Linked DNA regions of Homo sapiens: region 1 is linked to region 2. A link is an interaction called in ENCODE POLR2A ChIA-PET data of the cell type or tissue named here. Cell type or tissue: A673. All regions are shown on one strand. Links, peaks and the distances in the headings refer to the core of each region. The heading gives the core; the rest is flanking DNA. Region 1 overlaps LOC124903197 (a long non-coding RNA gene). Region 2 overlaps MBNL2 (muscleblind like splicing regulator 2).

Region 1 (2,918 bases), core at 123-2,622, 180 kb after region 2:
AAAAATTAGCCAGGCGTGGTGGTGCACACCTGTAATACCAGTTACTCAGGAGGCTGAGGCATGAGAAATGCTTGAACCTGGGAGGCAAAGGTTGCAGTGAGCTGAGATTGCACCACTGCACTCCAGCCTGGGTGACAGAATGAGAATCTGTCTCAAAAATAAAAAATAAAAAATTTCCATGTTGAAACCTAACCTCCAACATGACGGTATTTGGAGGAGGGGCCTTTGGAAGGTGATTAGGTCATGGAGGTAGGATTAATGCCTTGATAAGAGGTCCCAGAGACTTTCCTGGCCTCTTCCCATATATGAGGACACAGAGAAAGGATAGCTATTTAGGAACCAGGAAGTGGGCCCTCACCAGACACCAAATCTGCCGATGCCTTGATCTTCAACATCCCAGACTCCAGAACTGTGAGAAATAAGTTTCTGCTTGTAAGCCACCCAGTCTATGATGTTTTTGTTAGAGCAGCCTGAACAGACTCAGACAGAGGGCATAAAGCAGAAAAGAGAACACAAAGGAGTGGACATTTTATGGGAAATGGAGGGATGAAAGCCAACATTTTTGGAGACTTTTTTTAGACTTGTAGCGTCATGTAGTATGGTAGCTAAGAGTTGAGACTCTAGAATCAGGAGACCAGGATTCACACTCCAACTGTCGTCTTTTCTGGCTGTGTGCTCCTGGGTACCTAATGTAACATCACTGGACCTTGTCTTCTCACCAGTAACTGCACATTAAGGAGACTTTCCTAGTCTGGCTCCTTGGCAAATAACGGTATGTAAAGTTCTTAGCACAGTGCCAGGCACACAGGAAAAGATCACCATATAGAGGTTGCTACTATTGCTAAATCCAGCAAGGCATTCAGCAGTCATTTGCTGGTGCCTATTTTCCCATTAAACTCTCACAAGAGATGTCTTGGGAAAGTCTGGAGTGAGGGAAACCCATTAGAATCAGTCATTGTATGGAAGTCAGGAGTTTTGGTCAGAAATTCCCCCAATCTGACCTGATCCAAGTGATATGGCTTGGCTCTGTGTCTCCATTCAAACCTCATCTCCAATTGTAATCCACAGGTGTTGAGGGAGGGACCCAGTAGAAGGTGATTGGATCACGGGGGTGGGGGGTGGGGCGGTGGTTTCCCCCATGCTGTACTCATGATAGTGAGGGAGTTCTCATGAGATTCTGGTTTGATAAGTGTCTGGTGTTCCCCCTGCTCACTCGCTCTCACTCTCTCCTGCCTCCATGTAGGACATGCCTTGCTTCCCCTTCTGCCACGATTGCAAGTTTCCTGATGCCTCCCCAGCCATGTGAAACTGTGAGTCTATTGAACCTCTTTCCTTTATCAATTACCCAGTCTTGGGTAGTATCTTACAGCAGTGTGAAAACAGACTTACACAGCAAGTATGGGTCAGAAATAGGTGCAAGAACAGCTAGAATGGAAAACTGTCTCTTCTTTAATGACATGGGGCTGGGGGCTTCCCAGATGCAGAATTGCCTCTTGCTCTTTTCCACCATGGGGATTCTAGGGGCCTGAAGCTCTCTCTTTTCCTTTAATCTCCTTGGGGAATACTTTCTGTATTCAGCAGGCCTATGGGTGACGTATGGCACACACCAACATCAATGGAACGACTCCTCAGCTCAGACAGCCTAGGATGCCAAATGCCAGGGAGAAATGTGGGAGTGCCCACTGCAGGGTGCTTAGGGGGTTTGGCAGGCAATGGGATGCTCTCCTTCTCCTCTGCAATGACTGGCACTAGACTTCCTGGCTCAGTGCGTGCCTCTCAAACAAGAAACCTCCTGTTCCTTTGGGACTTTCATAATGTGGTATTGCATTTCAATAATCAAGGCACTTTTTATTCCATAAAAGGGAAAGTCAATAACTTCTACCACTTACAGTTTTACTCTGATAGGAATTAAAGTTGAAGCTTTTCCATTTCATTGAGCCACCCACAAAAGGGAGAGAGAAAAGCACTGAACTCTTCAGAAAGCCCACGTTTGAGCAAAACAACCAAATAAACATTCACACTGCAGCTTTAAGATAATTTTCCTGAGTTCCACTTTTAACTTTCAGTGCAGCTTGTCAGGAGGCTGATCTCCTTCATTTGGGGCAGGTTCTATAGGATATAGCTCTCGAAAGAATGAGATACAAGTCAGCAGATATTTATTAGGCACTTATGACATTACCAACCTTAGTTACCAGCCTTAGGTGAATGTCTCCCAGGAGCTTTAGAAGGCACTTGAATCATGAGACATTTCCCCCATCTCTGAAAAGCATGAAGAATGCGTGTGGGGAGGGTGAAGGGCTTGGCAGAGAGAAAGAGGACACTGAAGGTGATCAGCCCCTCTCTCCACCTCCAGCATATTGGGAAGGCATCCGTCTTCATCTCATTACCAACTCGTCAAAACAGCACCATCTGGTCACCTGTTTTGCAGAGGCAGCCCCCATTTCCACTTTTAACAGCATTGCATGGAGCAGGGGATAGTGGGGGAAACCAGTGGCTGGGAGTCCTATGCCACTCTCAACATGAATGCTTACAGGTACGCTGGCACACACTACCAATGAAAAGGCTTTTTTAAAATAATGATTCATTGTGAGTGGTTTCCTTCAATTTTTTTAATAAAAATCACTAACTATTTTGGTCGCTTTTAGGGCTTCTGATCACACATTCTGCAGACTCCTGGAAGCCTTAATAGCCACTAGCCTGTACAGTCCATAGGAACATGATCATTTTATTTATTGATCTCTCTCCATCACCTAAGCACAGTTCTGGGCTCACGGAAGGTGCTCAGCTGTTTCTTGCGGGAATGAACAGAAATGGTCATTAACATGAAATGAAGGATTCTATGATTTCTTTCATTAATTGAATGCTTACTATGTGCCAGGGATTTCTTTCCCTATGTTATTTCACTGGCTTCTCTCAAC
Region 2 (2,918 bases), core at 143-2,642:
CACGGCTCAAGCAAATGTGGGGGAAATAGCAGGAGTGGTGTTTGAGATGCCTATAAGACATTGAAAGAGAGGTGCCAAGCAGGCTGTTGGGTCCAGGAATCTAGAGTCCAGGAGAGAGGTGTGGTCTGGAAGTCATTGGCGTATGAAAGAAATTGAGAACAAACCCTTGGTTATGGCCATGAGTGTATCTCTCTCCTCCACTGAACCCTCAGAGAACCCCCATTCTTTCCTGAATCGCATCCAACTGCCTCACCCACGAGCAAGGCCTTCCACATCCTCACCCACGAGTAAGGCCTTCCACATCCTCACCCACGAGCAAGGCCTTCCACATCCTCACCCATGAGCAAGGCCTTCCACATTGCCAGAGAGTGAGCTTCCTTTCCAGTCCAAGCCCTGCTTTCTTTTCATGCTGAGGTCAGTTGGAGTTGGGAAAATCCAAAGACTTATGCCTTCCTTCCTCGTCTATGAGTTTGCTCAAGCTGTTTCCATTCCTCTATTTTGGTCCCCTGACCTTCCCTCACATGAATGACTCTCTGACCACTTCCAAGCTTCCTTGAGAAAGCATCTTTCCCCTTCTCTGCATGTCTGTAACAATCTGCACCTCTGGGGCAGCACTTAACCCCTAATGCCTGCTATTAACCATTATCAATATCAGTATTGATGTCAGATCCCATCTTGGGCCTATCTTGTAAGTTTCTCATGAGCAGAAGCTCTTTCCTGCCATTGGGAATAGCCAGTAATGTAGAGCCCGGTGCCTGGAAGAGAGCAAGTGCTCAGTGCTTGCTTAACAAATGAATTTTTGGAAGACACAGATTTCAAAAGCCAAGACTCTTGTAAACCTTGTGGGATGAGATCTGGAGTGAACAAATATACCTTGATAATTATTTTAACTGCTTTAGAAGCTATTTGTTTTCATTTTAGGATCCTTAAATAACAGAAATACATGTGATAATTTAATCAAAGTATACATAGGAGGCTTTTTTTCCAGTAAGACAAAAAATACTATTTTAAATATAGATATGGTGTGTCCCCTAAAATGAAAATGTCAATAAATATATGACTGTCTGCTTTATCAATAAGCAAACTTCTACAAATTAATACAAATTATTTATATATATGAAAATACATTTCATTTTAATAAGAGTATATTACTATATGCCCAATGTTTTCAACCCTGATTCTTATAAATCCCTGAATTTCATATCATTCTATTTTACATATTGAGTGAGCTAAGGCCAGAGTTGAACAGCTTGACCTAAGTTGAATAGTTTATCAGTGGTCACAGAGCTAGGAGGTGGGAAAGCCAGGATTCTCACTTAGCTCTCTCAAAAGCCAAGGGCAAATTTACTCAAACTCTGTTTATCCAACCTCCTCCCTCCTACTTGGAAGATCTTGAACATTAGAGTTGTTGACCTCAGTGCCTGAGCTGCGGATTATCTCAAAGAAGAAAAAATAGCATGGCAAGAGTCTCCCAAGAGTCATGTTCTTGGACAGCATTGACTACCAGTTTTCAATCATTCATCCATTCATTGCATGATTGAGTGATAAATAAGTGTTCATTTATTCGGTGCATATTTAATGTATGGTACTCTGTGTAGCACTGATCTCAGCACTAGAGACAAGACAATGAGCACAACAGGCAAAAGTCCCTGCCTTCATAGAGCTTACATTTTAATGGGTGAATGCAGACACTCAACAAGATCAATAAATACAACATGTAGTGAATATGATGATGGTGATAAGTGCTAGAGAGAAAAACAGAACTGAGAGAGACAGGAAGTGTGTGTGCAGAAAACTTTACAAGTTTTCATAGGATGAACAAAGAAGATCTCAAAGGGAGGATGCCATTTGAGGTGTTAAGGGGGCAGGCAGCAGGTCTGATAGCTTCTGGGGAGAGGAGTGAGGAAATGCAATGGTCCTGAGGCAGGAGCATGCCTAGAATATTCTGGGAATAGCAACCAGGTCAGTGTGGCTAGAGCAGAGTGAGTGAGGGTAAGAGCAGTAACTTAAGATTGGAGAGGTGGGGAGAGTGAGGTGACCAGATGGTGACCCTTACTGGTCATCATAAGGTCTTTGGCTTTTACTCTGATTGAGATGCAAAATCAATGGAGGGTTAATGCACTAGAACATATTACTGAGAGGTTTCCATGTTCTTCACATATTTTTTAAATGTATTAGCAACTTTAATAAATTATGAGAAAGTGCATTATGTCAAACTCCCAATTGCTAAATACTGCTGATCTCATACAGATCTCCATTTAGGACTGCCCTTGTGATCACAGAGCAGGTCAGAGCCTGGGAGAGCATAAAGGGCTTACATGTAAGAAGCCCAGGTGTAGTGGGCCACACTATTTCCAGTGTGCCTGCCTCAGACCTTGAAAGAATGTGTGTGGCTATCCCTGAAGCCTACAGCTCAGCCTTAAAATCCAGACAGCTGGGAATAGATCAGCCATCTCTGCTACCAGCTTTTGGAGCAGTGCTGCAGGGAGAAAGCTATCCATCAACAGCTGTTTAGGCAGCAGGCTGAAAATGCTCCTCCAAGAAGGGCACCAAGAGGAGAGACAGTCTCTCCAGCAGAGCAGGGAAAAGTCCTGGTCAAACTTCTGCCAACCCCATTTAATCTCACAATGTCAAGTCATCCTCAAATTCCATTTCCCTCTTCTGTTCAATAAGATCTTTTTTAAAAAATTTGATGGGATGTCCCACAAATAAAACATTGGCTGATTAGAATTCAAGTTCCTTCTGTGCAGCAGTGGGTCCTATGTGTTGTGAGAAGACAAGAGTGCAGTTAGATGCATGGAAAAGAAAAGCAGGGAAAACCATTGAAAATTGCTTCAGAATAAGCAAATTGATAGCTTAGATTCTATTTTGAGGATTTAGAGTTAACACCTTGGACCTGCCTTTATCCTGACAAAGGC

The links. ChIA-PET counts read pairs that join two places held together with the same protein. Peaks named below come from ENCODE experiments on the same cell type or tissue, not always from the same donor. Only the 100,000 strongest peaks of a DNase experiment are listed, where the experiment ranks them.
Region 1: POLR2A ChIA-PET joins it to region 2 with 6 read pairs; 4 of 35 experiments call an interaction of 5 or more read pairs at or near these places.

The regions. Positions count from the first base shown.
Region 1 is chr13:97,135,401-97,138,318 of GRCh38, reverse strand. It overlaps LOC124903197 (a long non-coding RNA gene), which reads left to right. Exons shown (of 3, transcript XR_007063844.1): 3 at 1,244-1,284. Among named protein-coding and RNA genes, the nearest start is that of LINC00456, 43 kb to the left of the region's middle. In A673, for the core only: no CTCF peak of the experiment used is centred there; a DNase peak (open chromatin) is centred at 1,658.
Region 2 is chr13:97,313,213-97,316,130 of GRCh38, reverse strand. All of the region lies in intron 2 of MBNL2 (muscleblind like splicing regulator 2), which reads right to left. Among named protein-coding and RNA genes, the nearest start is that of MBNL2, 92 kb to the right of the region's middle. In A673, for the core only: no CTCF peak of the experiment used is centred there; no DNase peak of the experiment used is centred there.